2 separate regions of the Homo sapiens genome follow, and region 2 is linked to region 1. Evidence: chromatin loops called from intact Hi-C (ENCODE). Cell type or tissue: Caco-2. All regions are shown on one strand.

Evidence for each region. Peaks named below come from ENCODE experiments on the same cell type or tissue, not always from the same donor. Only the 100,000 strongest peaks of a DNase experiment are listed, where the experiment ranks them.
Region 2: a loop joins it to region 1, with 3 times the contacts of the local background. A loop is called at or near these places in 2 of 110 quality-filtered maps.

The regions. Positions count from the first base shown.
Region 1 is chr2:170,392,616-170,400,615 of GRCh38, reverse strand. It overlaps MYO3B (myosin IIIB), which reads right to left. Exons shown (of 35, transcript NM_138995.5): 17 at 302-428. Among named protein-coding and RNA genes, the nearest start is that of MYO3B-AS1, 46 kb to the right of the region's middle. In Caco-2, a CTCF peak has its summit at 3,377 (motif pointing left); no DNase peak of the experiment used is centred here.
Region 2 is chr2:170,452,399-170,460,398 of GRCh38, reverse strand. All of the region lies in intron 23 of MYO3B (myosin IIIB), which reads right to left. Among named protein-coding and RNA genes, the nearest start is that of MYO3B-AS1, 110 kb to the right of the region's middle. In Caco-2, no CTCF peak of the experiment used is centred here; DNase peaks (open chromatin) are centred at 4,148, 4,569 and 5,418.

The DNA of each region.
Region 1 (8,000 bases):
CTGGCCAAGATGGTGAAACCCCGTCTCTACTAAAAATACAAAAATTAGCCAGGCGTGGTGGCAGGCGCCTGTAATCCAAGCTACTCTGGAGGCTGAGGCAAAGAACTGCTTGAACCTGGGAGGCAGAGGTTGCAGTGAGCGGAGATTGCACCACTGGACTCCAGCCTGGATGACAGAGTGAGACTCCATCTCGATAAAAAAAAAAAAAAAAAAGGACCAGCAAATGCTGCATTATATTTTACAGAGCCTAAAGAAGCACGTGCTTTGGCAACAACACAGCCCACAAATATCAAATAATTACCATTTTGCAAAGCTTCAGCATTGGGCACCTCACTTTTATCAGTCTGATGTTGAGAGGAAATAGCTGCGAACTCAATGTTCCCAATATTCAAAATCCCAGCCAAAATTCTGTACACTGAGTGCACCTCCTGAAAAGGACATCAAGAACCATATATGAAGGTCATTGCCAGTCAAACTAATGAACCATTAGACCTGTAGTGGAAACTACTAGTTGTCTACCAAAGTCCATTCTCCCTCTTTTCCTGGACACACAGCAAAATTTCCCAAACTTCTTTGCAGTTAGAGGTCGTCATATAACTACATTTTAACAATGAAGCAAGCAGAATGACGTGGGTCACTTCTGGGCCCAGGCCTTACCGGCATGAGCATGCCTCCTCCACACTTTCCTTCTCATTATTGCCGGCTGGAACTCCCAGCACAGCCTTACCATGCCACTGATGAGGATGCCTTAGACCAACAATTGCATAAACGGAGTTGCTCTGCAACCTGAACCTCTTATCTGGAAATGGTTATTAAGAGATAACTAATCTTCTTTGTTCTTTAAGCCACTTTCAGCCTTTTACCCTAACTAATACCAGCTCCCAAATTCAGGTATGATCTTTTGTTCAAAGCAAGAGAGGAGCTGTTTCCTTAACCTCTTTTGAATATCGCTTTTATGAAGTAGTTGGGAAGACATTCATTCATGGCTCCTAGAACATTTTAAAGTTAAATGATGGAATATATAGTTATGAAGTCAGGAAATATTTTGAAAGACTCACTAGAAATTATCTGTGATAATTGTATATTAAATTATATTTTTATATAACAAGAAATATATATAATTAACCTTTTTTTTTTTTTTTGAGATAGAGTCTTGCTCTGTCACCCTGGCTGGAGTACAGTGGCACAATCTCGGCTCACTGCAACCTCTGCCTCCCGGGTTCAAGCAATTCTCCTGCCTCAGCCTTCCAAGTAGCTGGGATTACAGACATGCACTGCCACACTCAGCTCTTTTTGGTATTTTTTAGTAGAGACGGAGTTTTGCCCTGTTGGCCAGACTGGTCTCTCTCTTTTTTTTTTTTTTTTTTTTTTTTGAGACGGAATTTCGCTCTTGTTGCCCAGGCTGGAGTGCAATGGCGCGATCTCGGCTCACTGCAACCTCTGCCTCCCAGGTTCAAGCAATTCTCCTGCCTCAGCCTCCCGATTAGCTGAGATTACAGACATGCACTACCACGCCCGGCCAATTTTGTATTTTTAGTAGAGATGGGGTTTCTCCATGTTGAGGCTGGTCTCAAACTCCTGACCTCAGGTGATCTGCCCACCTCAGCCTCCCAAAGTGCTGGGATTCCAGGCGTGAGCCACCACTCCTGACCAACAACTGACTTTTAAACAACACAGGTTGGAACTGCACATGTCCTCCTATACATAGATATTTTTCAACCAAACACGGATCAAAAATACAGTATTCACAAGATGTGAAACCCACATATACAGAGGGCTGACTTTTCATGTCCTGACTGCAGGACTCGAGTATGCTTGGATTTTGGTATATGAATTGGGGGTTCCCGGAACTAATCCCTCACATATACGGAGGGACTATTATATTTGTTCTTTGCTCCCAGTTCCTGGCACAAAAGCATCTAAAACCCTTGAAAGTGAGTGATAGGAATGCTAGGAGTCTTTCGTTATTTACAACAAGCCCCTTTCAACCATACCTGAGTTTATACTAAGCAAGTGACTCTTGGTGGACCTCTAGATAGCTTTAGGATGGAGAGCTGGTTGCCAGAGGAACCAATCATGTGATTAGAGAGTTCGAACTTTTGGGTCCTCCTCAACCCAATCTCTGGGGAGCAGAGAGGGATTAGACATTGAGTTAATCACTAATGGTCAATGATTAACCAATCATGTGAATATAATGGAACCTCCGTAAAAACCCCTAAATGATGAGATTCGGAGAGCTTTCAGGTTGGTGAACACATGGGTGCTGGGAGAGTGGTGTGCTCAGAGGGAATGGAAGCTCTATGTTACTTCCCACATACTTTGCCATATGCATTTTTTCCATTTGACTATTCTTGAGTTGTATCCTTTTTTTTTTTTTTTTTTTTTTTCTTTTGAGACAGAGTTTTGCTCTTGTTGCCCAGGCTGGAGTGCAATGGCGTGATCATGGATCACTAAAACCTCCGCCACCCAGGTTCAAGTGATTCTCCTGCCTCAGCCTCCTGAGTAGCTAGGATTACAGGCACCTGCCACCATGCCCAGCTAAATTTTTGTATTTTTAGTAGAGATGGCATTTCACCATGTTGGTCAGGCTGGTCTTGAACTCCTGACCTCAGGTGATCCACCCGCCTCGGACTCCCAAAGTGCTGGGATTACAGCCATGAGCCACCACGCCCAGCAGAGTTGTATCCTATATAATAAAACAGTAATGGTAAGTAAAGTGTTTTCCTGAGTTCTAGAAACTATTCTAGCAAATTATCCAACCTGAGGAGGGAATTGTGGGGACTCTCAATTTATAGCCAGTCAGTCAGAAGTATAGGAGACAGAAGTATAGGTATCTGGAGTCAGAGTAGTCTTGTGGGACTGAGCCCTTAGCTTGTGGGATCTGATGCTAACTCCAGGTGGAGAGGGTCAGAATTGAGTGAATTGTAGGACACCCAGCTGGTGCCAGATAATTTGCAGGTATGGGGGAGAAAAACCCACATATTTGGTGTCAGAAATGTGAGTAAAAACGGTTCCGATTATCTAAGCTCTATTTTTATATTGAAAGTTGAATACATATGTATCATTAATGGTAAAAAGAAATTAAGGTGTATTTACTTATTTAAAAACTTACATTTTCTATACGTGAAACAACGAAATATATAGCCAGGAAAATTTTGCATTTTATGCTTATAGACAGAGAAAAGTACTTTCACAAAAATACTCAGGCAGGTAACTTGATTTGGTACTCTACACAGCAGCAAAGGAATAGGAACGGTCACTGGACCATTGATAAAGCATTGCCTCACAGATTACAACTTCCTATAAACATTACTCAGTAAAGCCAAAAAAAGGAACACAGACTATAATAGTGACATCTGCTGGATACCTGATAATGCTACAAAGACAAATGAAGATTTTAAACGAGGCTTCTACAATGGATAAATGTTATTCTTCCAACTTCTAAATCAAAGGCAATATGTCATTTTTTTTTACTTTAAGAATCATTGTTTAATCACCCAACTTAAGAGTGGCTAAGGAGAACACCTACTAAGTAGGTTTTCTGGGACTTGCTCGGATTTAACATGACAGCACCTCGTTACTTTGATCAATACAGTGTGAGGCTTGCTCACTACACTGAGCAACTCCCACAGAGGCAGATCCCAGGGGGTAAAACAGAGACTCTTGCAGTGAGTTCTACATCAGCTGTTTCTATATCGAGGTTATCTGAAACTCTCAGTACTCTTAGAAAAAATAAATGTATTTCCTGTAATTAAAACACACATCACACAAAGACTCTCTCTCTCTCTCTTTCTTCATGTATTACAGTACAAGCTCTGAAACCTCCCAAAATAAGACTTCCAGCATTTCACCACTGGGATAATCACCATAGAAAATGACTGTCAAAGACTATACCCTTGAAACCAGCATCTTGCCCCGTTGCTTCTCTGGCACTACCCTCTTCAGCATAGTGCCTAGACAACCATTTAAAGTGAAAAACTATCTATGACCCTGAGAAAAACTTTTAGGTTCAAACACTGTGTGAATCACTGAAATTAATGACCGATTGGGTCTCCTTCCTTGATTTAGTGAGAACTAACAGCGGGGTAACCAATGCTCACCTTATTAAGGAGTTTATATTTCTGGGCTATTCCATCCACTTGACTCCATCAGTCCTAACCTTGGGTTAATTAGTTCTCCCTTTCTGATCTAGGAGCCTCTGCTTTCAGGTCAAAACATCAGTTACACTCATGGCAAAATTCAATTAGTTATATGTCCACCTGAGGGATTACTCTTCCTGCCTTAAAACTTTTCAATCAAATTTTTCTTATTGTCTCCCCAACAGACAGCCAGGGAAGGTTTTTTCACCTTCTTTACCTTGTCCATTTTCTCTTGCTTCATCTCCAGCTACAGAGCCTTTCCTGGCATCTCTGCCTTTTCTGCAGAATCTTGCTACGCTGCTGTCTCTTTTTATTTCTACCAGTTTTCAGCTTTCTATATTATAAAGTGGAATAGCTTTACTCAAGAAGACCAAGTCCTCCAACTGGGTTTCTCAATTTATTGTTGATGGGTATAAACTGTTTCACTACCAATCAACAACAGTGGGGAAGAAAGAGCATTTCTCCATCAAAGCCCCACTGCAGGATGTCTGATATTTTCTTCTCTTTTCTCATAAGACACTTCTTTTGATGTAGTATTCTCTTGATAGAGTTGAGGCTAATTGAAAAGTAGAGAGAAAACTTAGTTTTCTCTGTTAGCCTGGCGCTACTCTAAGAAAATCCCCCTTGGCCTGGCTCACAGGCATCTCCGGTAGTTGTTTCTCTGGTATATCCCTAGGAATTTACTTCCGTTCCCAGTCTCTCTTTCCTTTCTTTCTTTTTTGTAAATCTCGTCAGTTTTTCATCAGTTCTTCCCTAAGCACTGCATTAGGACCAGCTGAAGGACCTCCCCACAGGCTCTGTTCCAACACTTCTCGGTCTCCTTTGCAGAGGCTCACAACTTTTGTCATCTTAAAAGTCAATGGTATCCTATTGTCTGTCATCAAGACATTAGAAATCCTCAAGACTCCCGAGTCATATTTTCACATATAATCCTTCAATCTCTCTTCAGAGCAGTACTCTCTCAATTCATAATCTATTTTGAAGAAAGGGAAGAAATTTTGCGCCGATCTCAAAGGCTTCTCCCTAACCTCTCCAACAGGGATCTATAGTGTACGTCCAATCTTGACCATCACATAGATCATCTGCCCAAAAAGTTTTCATGTAGCATTAAATAGAAACATATCTAAAACCCAATTTATGTAATATGTTAATTCCTACCAGGAAGACAAATATAATTTTAAACAAAAATAGTATGGTTTGGCTCCAGAAATAAGAGTTGAAAAGCACAATCTTCACAATAAGGTCTTAGGTATAATCCCCCAGCCCTCCACAAGGAGTCATCATCATTATTAGTGGAAGACTCCTCCACCAGGGAAATTTCTTTACAATAAACTCAGGGTCAAGTGTTCTTTCAGATACTTTGGCTGTTGTCCCAGAATTAAAATTCATGCTCCTGACTCCACACTAAAGTTTGCTACTCATAATTTTGCTGTAAGGGTTTGAGAAAAACTAAAGGGATTCCTGCAGGGAACTAGTGACATTGTAAGAAAGGAGAAGAACCATAATTTTGATTGACTTGATCAGTTCATTTAAGCTTTATCTAGAAATGTCTGCCAGAAAAACTTAAGAGAAAGTTCTGTTACATCAGCATTTGGCATCTGTTTCCTGACTACCTTCAACTGGATCTTTCTGAATTTAGTCACACTACTTTTTGAGTTTATAAACATGAAGTGAACTGAGTTAACTCAGCAAAACAGGTTGTCAGCAGAGATAGAACCACAGAATTCAGAGTTGGAGAGAGAAGATCCTGCTTCTTCCTTTCATTTCTAAGGTTGCAGCTTATATAAATTGGTTTATTTCCTGTATGAATTAATGTGGGACATGGTGAAAATATACACACATAACACCATTACATTCTGGTTATTCATTTAACAGTACAGACCAGGCACAAATGAAAAATGTTCACCATCTTTTACATTTTTTTCTTTTCATGTTTATTCATACAGTCATTCATTTATTTCTATTGTACCTTTTTTCCCAGAGGGGCTAGGGATGGCTTACTTCAAGGACATATACTTAACATACTTAATTCTTCTGTTTTTAATGCTTTAGTGTTGTTGTACTAAAACAGATTTTAACAGTTTTCAACGTTGTTTATCCTGAAACAGATAGCATCTGTTTTATTATTATTAGCAGTACATTGCTATTATTAGAATGGCACCATTATATACTTTCTTTTAACCCACCTAAGCCTGAGGTTGCAATGTTTTGAATTTTTGCAATCAGACCTTGGTGATGACCTTGAGCAGTAGGGTATAAATAACTCCCACATGTTTAGCATTCCAATAATGGAACACTAGGCATAAATGGGTTCAGCTAGGATCAGTCTCTTCACAGTATTCTATAACTATATTTGTACTCAAAGAAAACAAAATATTAACTCTGTTAATGATTATTAACCTTGACTTCTCTATGGTTCCTGTACCCTTTTAAGGACATGTGCCCCTGCGTACTTTGGCATGACACAAGTGACTTTAAATTGCTCCACTGCCATTCCTACCATGCTTTAACTCTTCTGGGGATGCATCTTTGATTTAAAAAACCTGTTCTTTAAGTTAATAACCACAAAGGTCCTTTAACAATGCTAGAACCTGTTTAATTGCCCCCCTCTAAGAAGCCAAGGAAAATATATTTATATTTTTATCTGACCTTTGGGATTTTCCATTGTCTGTCAGTTTAAAGTCTGCGGGAGGCTGACAGAGAAAATTAACAGCTGGCTAGACAGAAAAAAAAGAAAGGTACTATTATGATTAAAATCAACCATGCAGGGGAGGGAAGGGCTAGCCAATCATACTGCATTACACAGAAGTAATCCTTTATCTGGAGTGGCCATCCCAGGGTAACTGGAGTGTCTTGTAATCTAATCCCTTAAGATTTAACACTCTCACCTACCTCCTAATAATTCACCCCCTTTGTTGGAAAAGCAAAAGAATCTATATATTTTGCAAAATTGATGGCATGAAGCCCAGAAACTATGACATAATGTATCACAGAGTAATATTTGAGCCTAGGGTTATAAATATTGTCTGTCACCCCTAGCATATATTTAATACAGACAGCTTGTATCTAGGATGATAAGGGTAGTACAGTATTGGCCAGGCATGGTGGCTTATGCCTGTAATCCCAGCACTTTGGGAGGCTGAGGCAGGTGGATCACTTGAGGTCAGGAGTTCAAGACCAGCTTGGCCAACATGGTGAAACCCCGTCTCTACTAAAAATACAAAAATTAGTCAGGTGTGGTGGCACACACCTGTAACCCCAGCTACTCGGGAGGCTGAAGCAGGAGAATCGCTTGAAGCCAGGAGACAGAAGTTGCAGTGAGCTGAGATCCCGCCACTGCACTCCAGCCTGGGTGACAGAGTAAGATTCTGTCTCAAAAAAAAAAAAAAAAAGTAGTACAGTACTTAGAGCTATAGTTAATAATGTGCAACTGTGTACCCTGGAGAAGGAAATAACTGCAAGAAAGTTGAAAGGGTTTTAATTAGTTTGTCTTGTTACCTAAGGAGCTACTTGCATAAATATATTTCTGTGACTTGGGTGTCATCTACATATTCCTGTACTCCTACCCCCCGTTCACTTTAATGGTTGGAAGAACGCTCAATCAGAAAAAAAACCCACAGTATTGTTTTGGTATTTGTTATTACACGTGTAATGAATTGATGACAATGATAACAATTTATCAGCACATGGTCCTTAAAACAGTGCTCCCCTAGTTTGATGTTCATCTGGACTTCTCGTTAAAATGATTATATTCTGATGCAGTCATTCTTGGATAGACCTCAGGGTCTGCATTTCTAATAAGTTCTCAGGTGATAACAATGTTTCTGGTCCTGGGACCACACTTTGAGTAGCAAGACCTTA
Region 2 (8,000 bases), 60 kb before region 1:
CTCCTGCCTCAGCCTCCTGAGTAGCTGGGATTACAGCTGCACACCACCACGCCTGGCTAATTTTGGTATTTTTAGTAGAGACAGGGTTTCACCATGTTGGTCAGGCTGGTCTTGAACCCCTGACCTTGAGATCCGCCCGCCTCGGCCTCCCAAAGTGCTGGGTTTACAGGCGTGAGCCACCACGCCCGGCCTAGAATAGGTGATATTGAGAGGTGACAACATGCTAGCAGCCCGTGCTAGCAGCCCTCGCTTACTCTCGGCGACTCCTCTGTCTCAGCATCCACTCTGGCCACGCTTGAGGAGCCCTTCAGCCCGCCACTGCACTGTGGGAGCCCCTCTCTGGGCTGGCCGAGGGCGGAGCTGGCTCCTTCTGCTTGCGGGGAGGTAAAGAGGGAGAGGTACGGGCTGGGAACCAGGGCTGCGCGTCCCTTGAGAGCCAGCATGAGTTCCGGGTGGGGGCAGGCTCAGTCGGCCCTGCACTGGAAGCGGCTGGCCAGTGCCGCTGGCCACGGGCAGTGAGGGGCTTAGTATCTGGGCCAGCAGCTGCGGAAGGTGCACCAGGTCCCCCACCTGCCCACACCACGCTCAAATTCTCGCCAGGCCTCAGCCACTTCCCCGTGGGGCAGGGCTCAGGACCCGCAGCCCGCCATGCCCAAGCCCCCCCACCCCCAGTGGGTTCCCATGCGGCCCGAGCCTTGAGCCTCCTCGACGGGCACCACCCCCTGCTCCATGGCGCCCGGTCCCATGACTGCCCAAGGGCTGAGGAGTGCAGGAGTGTGGCGCCGGGACTGGTGGGCAGCTCCACCTGCAGCAGGATCCAGTAGGCAAAGCCAACTGGGCTCCTGGGTGGGGGTGGGGACTTGGAGAACTTCTATGTCTAGTTAAAGGTTTGTAAATGCACCAATCAGCACCTTGTGTCTAGCTAAAGGTTTGTAAATGCACCTATCAGTGCTCTGTGTCTAGCTAATCTAGTGGGGACTTGGAGAACTTTGTGTTTGGCTAAAGGATTGTAAGTGCACCAATCAGCACTCTGTGTCTAGCTCAAGGTTTGTAAACCCACCAATCAGCACCCTGTCAAAACAGACCAATCAGCTCTCTGTAAAATGGGTCAATCAGCTCTCTGTAAAATGGACCAATCCGCAGGATGTGGGTAGGGTCAGATTAGGGAATAAAAGCAGGCTGCCAGAGCCAGCAGTGGCAACCCGCTGGGGTCCCTTTCCACGCTGTGGAAGCTTTGTTCTTTCACTCTTCGCAATAAATCTTGCTGCTGCTCACTCTTTGGGTCCACTCTGCCTTTATGAGCTGTAACACTCACTGCAAAGGTCTGCAGCTTCACTCCTGAAGCCAGCAAGACCACAAACCCACCGGGAGGGATGAACAACTCCGGACGGGAGGAACAAACAAACTCTGGACACACCATCTTTAAGAACTGTAACACTCACCGCGAGGGTCCATGGCTTCATTCTTGAAGTCAGCAAGACCAAGAACCCACCAATTCACAATATGTTATTGGAGTATTTTCTAATTGAAGAATTTAAAAAGGTCTTCGGTTGGTGAGGGATCTCTTGTATATTTGCATATTCATAAGGTTCTCCTGAACTTGGAATGGATCTAAAAGAATTTCCGACAAGGAACAAACCAGAAGTTGCTTCTCTCAGCCTTTTAAACTAGACCTCTCTCTGTATCAGGCCTTCCACGGAGCTCCAAAGCCAGCCCCAAAACTCCAAACCAAAAGGGCTGAGAAGGCTGTTGTGTAGCCTAAGAGTTTGTCTTCCTGAGCTAATTTCATTATAGTAGTAGTAGCATCATTTAATTTTTTAACCAAAAATGCTTTTAGAAACAACCTGGAAAGTGGGTTCTATTAGGGCATCATCTAGCAAATAATTCTTCCCAAAAGTGGGGATTTGACAAAGAGAAAATCCTCTCCAAAGTATATGTTCTTTACCTTAGGATAAAAAAAGAGACCAGAAAAGCTTTTCTAGGCTGAGTGATTGCTATTGACAAACCTGGTTGAAATTCTTGCTAGCTGTGTGGCCATGCACCTGTTACACTCATGTGCCATAGAAGTAGGACATTTCAGTCAATGGTAAACTGTATATACTACATTAGTCCCATAGATTATAATGGAGCTGAAAAAATCCCATTGCCTAGTAATGTTGTAGACATAATGTCATAGTGCACTTCATTACTCATGTGTTTGTGGTGATTTGGTGTAAACAAACCTGCGCTGCCAATCATATCGAAGCAGAGCATGTACAATAATGTACAGTATATAATACTGGATAATGATAGTAAATAACTATGTTACTGGTTTACGTATTTACAATACTTGTAATCATTATTTTAGCCAGGTGCGATAGCTCATGCCTGTAATCCCAGCACTTTGGGAGGCCAAGGTGCGTGGACCACTTGAGGTCAGGAGTTCGAGACCAGCCTGGCCAACGAAGTGAAACCCTGTCTCTACCTAAATATAAAACTTAGCCAGGCGTAGTGGTGGGCACCTGTAGTCCCAACTGCTCAGGAGGCTGAGGGAGGATAATTGCTTGAACCCGGGAGGCAGAGGTTGTAGTGAGCCACGATCATGGCACTGCACTCCAGCCTGGACAACACAGCGAAACTCTGTCTCAAAGAAACAAAAAAGTAATTATTTTAGGGTGTACTTCTTCTACTTACATTAAAAACAAAACAAAAAACATTAACCGTGGAACAGCCTCAGGCAGGTCCTTTAGGAGGTATTCCAAAAGAAGGCATTGTTATCATAGGAGATGATGACACTATGCGTGTTAGACCTTCTAGTTGGACAAGATGTGGCATTAGTAGAAGACAGTGATATTGATGATCCTGAGCCTGTGTAGGCCTAGGCTAATGTATGTGTTGGTGTCTTTGTTTTTCACAAAAAATTTTAAAAATAAAAGTAAAAAATTTTTAAATAGAAGTTTATAGAATAAAGATATAAAGAAAGAAGATTTTTGTACAGTTGTACAATGTGTTTGTGTTTTAAGCTAAGTGTTATTACAAAAAAAAAAGTGAAAAAGTCTTTTAGACAGACTTGTCCCAAACCATTCTTTGTTTTACAGGCCTTTTTAAGTTCATAAAAAAAAGTTAAAGTAAACTAAGGTTAATTTATTACTGAATAAAATGCATTTTAAAATAAATTCAGTATAGCCTAAGTGTACATTATTTATAAAGTCTACAGGAGTGTACACTAATGTCTCAGGCCTTCATATTCACTCGCCACACACTCACTGACTCACCCAGAGTGACTTCCAGTCCTGTAAGCTCCATTCATGGTAAGTGCACTATGCAGGTGTGCCATTTTTAATCTTTTGTACCACATTTTTACTGTATCTTTTCTATGTTTAGATACAAAAATACCACTGTGTTACATTGCCTACAGTATTCAGTACAGTAACATGCTATACAGGTTTGTAGTCTCACAGCGAAAGGCGATAGCTTATAGCCTAGGTGTATAGTAAGCTATACCATCTAGGTTTGTGTAAGCACACTCTATGAATGAACGACGACAAAAATCACCCAATGACAGAGTCCTCAGAATATATCACTTTATTAAGTGACTGATGACTGTATTTAACTTTTAAAAGCCTCTGTTTTCCTCATTAATAAAATTGGTTAGTCAAAACTGCTGCCTTGCGCACATATAACAAATAACATTAGTTCTCCTTCCATCATTACTGTGATTGATTTAGTTTTAGCGTAGTTTTAAATATCAAGGATGCAAAGTGCGTTCAGTGGCAGAAGGAGAGTTCTGCTACCATGCAACTCAGCAAGGAGATCTTTTTATTTATTGGTAAGAAAAATAGTTCTAATGAAACTGTTGGGGTACAGAAACATATACCCCATGTTGAACTGGGTTCATATACCCCATGTTGACATGTTGAACTGAAGAAGAATCAAGGTCTCTCTGATACCCCCAACCCCCATCTCTTAATCCTCTGTCTCTCCCATAGCCCAGGATGAAGCTGTTCTCTGAAATTCATTTATCTGCCTAAAGCCTAGACCCACCAAAGAAAACAATTACCTGTGATCCCTTCCCTGAGTTTTTCATTAACTAAACTCCTATCACAGGAAGAAGGGCTGCAGTCTGTCAACACAACTGGACAGACTTGTCCCAAACCACTGTTTGTTTTGCAGACCTAACAGACTTTGTCCCAGGCCATTGTATGTTCTTCAAGGCCATTAAATTCCCCTAAAATCATTTACCGCCCCACCCCCCCACCAAAATATCCACACTTCTCCATCTCCCTCTCCCTTAAGAAGGGTATATAACCATCTGTGTACCATTTGTCTGGTGGGTAATCACTCTGTGATTCTCCCCTATTCCCGTTAATACATCTGTATGCATTTTCTCATATTAATCTGCCTCTTGTCAGTTTATTTTCAGCAAACTTTCAGAGAGTGAGGAAGTCTTCCCTTGGCCCCTATAAGACCAATATCAAAATGATCAATAGAAGCCATATTCTGGACAAAACCATTGTCTGTCTAACCCAGTATACTTTCCTCCTACAACACGGACTTACAAAACAATGTAAGTCAGTTGGAGCTGAGCAAGCGTGCTTTCTGCCCACATGATAAACATCCTGTTTGGTTCCTTGTGAATGATTAGCCTTCAGAGTAGTCACGAGTAAGTTTTACAAATTGTGTTACAGTCCCTACACCACAGCAGTTGAGCAAGCTTCTATATACATATGGGCTCCACACATGGAATTTTAAATAGTTATCAAAACTTGAGTAATACAGTATCTATTGAGTGTTTCCTATCTGAAATCACTGTACTAAACACTTCCTATGTTATGTCACTAAATTCTCAAAATAACCTATGAGGTAAATAATATTATTCTTCCCATTCCACATATGAGGAAGTTAAGACTAACATATTTTAGGTAGAATTCCCAGAGTCCTACAGCCAGTAGATGGCCATGCCTATATCTGAACCCACTTTGATTCCTAAACCATATTTCTTAAACATTATATACTGCCACTGAAACCACCTTTGCAAAAATTATAACTGAGACAATTATTACAGTGAAAAGAGATCTGATGACTCCATCTTGCTTCTAACCTCCAGCCTGTCCTTTTTCATTCCTGGGTGTAAGCTGAACTAACTTTAGGAGGAATTTATAGTTTTGCTTTGAAACAAAGACAATAACAGCCCTTTCCCAAAACAAACCCCCTTCCTTCCTGGGGACTAGACTGCCTTTGCAGGACTAACAAATTAGCCACAAGATTAGAAATCATGGTTTAGGAGTCATGCAGCTGGAGACTGCAAGATTCTAAATTTTTCCAAATTGCTCCTGGGGATAACATCAGTATTGTAAGACCTAAGATCAATGCTTGAGGTATTTTACAGACCCGGCACTCGATGGAACAGCTAGCACCACCCAGCTCAATAAACTGGCTCATCTGGTCTTGTGGCCTCAACCCAGGAATTGACTCAGTGCAAGAGGACAGTTTCAACTCCCTATGATTTCATCTCTGAACTGACCAATCAGAACTCCTAATGCACTGTCCCCCCTACCCACAGAATTATGCTTAAAAATTCAGATCCCCAAATTCTCTGATTTTAGTAATAAAAAAAACTCTGGTCTCCCACACAGCTGGCTCTATGTGAATTACTCTTTCTCTAGTGCAATTTCCCTGTCTTGATCAATTGGCTCTGTCTAGGCAGTGGGCAAGGTGAGCCCGTTAGGTGGTTACAAATTTGGGGGCTGGTCTGGGATTGCCTTTGTGGCTACCTGCCCGTGGTTCGGTAGCCCCTCTCCTTTGATGGATCCAGAGGCCAGCCCAAGCAGCCACCTAGTTCTCTTGGATTAGGGGCTGACTCGGGCACTGTCTCTACTGGCAGGTCACTGCCAGCCCAATGTGCATGAATTTAATTGCAATAGAGAAATAGTCCTGCGGAGACATTTCATAACTGTAGCCCCATGGTAGGATGTCTGTCTGTAGCTCCACCACAGGGTGTCTGTAACTGGAGCCGTATTGCAGGGTGTGTCTCTGTCTGTAGCCCAATCTTGGAGTGTCTGTAGCTGTAGCCCCATTATCGGTGTCTGATTTGGTGGGTATTCTAGGAGCTGCCAACACCTCCTCCCTTCTCCTGATAGGTTTGGCTCCTTCAAGGTCTCAGCTGGCCCTCCCTAATGAGTAAGAAGAGTCTTGGTTCCAGAGATTTCTCCTCAATCAGGAAGATTCTGGGGAGATTTCTCAGATGGAGAATAGGAGGTTAGTTTGGAAGGAATACTCTTGGAATTCTTGGCAAGGGATCTTGATTTGGAAGGCCTTCTGTCCATCTTGTCTTTGTTGTGTGTGTGTTTGTATGCGTGGAATGGATCTCTGAAGAAACTGCTAACCAAAGTCCAGCAGGCCTAACTTGAAGAACCCTCTGTAAGTGTAATTGCATTCGGTTAGCCCTGATGAAAGCTCAACAGGCCTGACTCTGTGATTCTCCACTCTTCGTCTTGCCCAGAGACCACTCATTGAATTCCTGGTTGGAGGTCATCCCTCCTCACCTTAAGTGGATCAAAGATGACAGAGACCAATGGGAGAAAGTTTGAGCCTTGTTAGGTCAATACTGGGTGTGGAATGAGGTGACTAGTGTCTGTTTTGTTACGGGTATTTTGCTTAGACTGGGATGGAAAATGTTAATTCAGTTCCTCATGCAGACTATCGGGCAGCATCTTGCAAAACTAGAAAGCTTTTGCCTATGGTTCCATAAAACAGAAAGTGATCATTTTCTTTTGTAATGGGGCTTGGTCCCCACAGCTATGGTGTGGTGAGCAGGGTCATCAAAAGCTGCTCTGTTCTTCTGAAAGTTGCAGAGAAAGGGAGCCCAGAAACCTGGTACCTGGTATGCTGTCAAAAAGGGTAAGAATTTCTTACCAGCCAGGTTTCTGGTCAGTTGGTCGCTCTCTCTTTCTCTCTCTCTCTCTCGTGTGTGTGTGTGTGTGTGTGTGTGTGTGTGTGTGTGTGTGTGTAAATGGTAAACATCACTGTTAGTCTCTTCTGCAAAGGTATGATTAATAGAAAAAAAGGATTTGTGAAACTCGTCTTATTAGGCTGCAGCAAATCTGGTGTACTTTGTGCAAAGAATTTGTCTTTCTGTAATGGAGCGGCAGTGCCACAGGATAGAACGTGGGCTGTGGACCCCTAAACCCCTACTTTTCAAGCCAGCCTGGCAGGCTTGTCAGTTACAAACTTTGCTGCAGGCCCCTGAAACCAATACCGGATGAAGTTTCTCATGTTGTTTTATGTCCTTAAAATCTTAACCATGTGACCATGTGGGGATACTTTATTTTAGTCTCTGCCATCCAGAGGACAAGGATTTTGTGGTTCATGTCATAGCTAGTCCTAAAAATTATCTTAAGCACTTTAAAGCCTTTGCAAGCTCAAAATTGGCTACTCTAGGCCTCTTTTGGGAAGAACAATAGGAAATGCTTAATGTTGTAGTTCCATAGCTAAGGCTTTGTTTTTTTGACAATGGCAGCCTAGGTTCAATTCTTCGCTTAGGAAATCAGTCCTTTCTGGTTTGTTATTTGTGTAACTTTTTGCCATTTATTGATTATTTTCCCCTATGGACGGCTTCTGATTTCCTGTCTTAATTTTTTATTTCTCTCAATTATCTTTGGGTAGATTCTAAATCTTGTAAATAAAGAAACTGTTTACTGTCTCTTTGAGACACTTTATGCATCCATGGTTAAGTTATAACCTTAGTTAAAACTTATTAATTTCACTGGGAGCTTACCTGTGGTAGAATTCAAAGGCCAAAAATATTGGCTTTCCTGGCTGGAGTCTGGAATAAGAGATTTTAAAAGTTTTTTTAAAAAACAAAAGAGCTCTACTGTTAAAATCAGCTTAATTAAAATGGATATCCAAGCTATACATACTTAAAAGGCCTTTATCTTTTTCCTCTTCTTGAATCATATTTTTCTGAAAAAGGCTTTTCTTCTCAGTTGACGGAATTATTTTTCTCCATTTTGTCTTTTTGT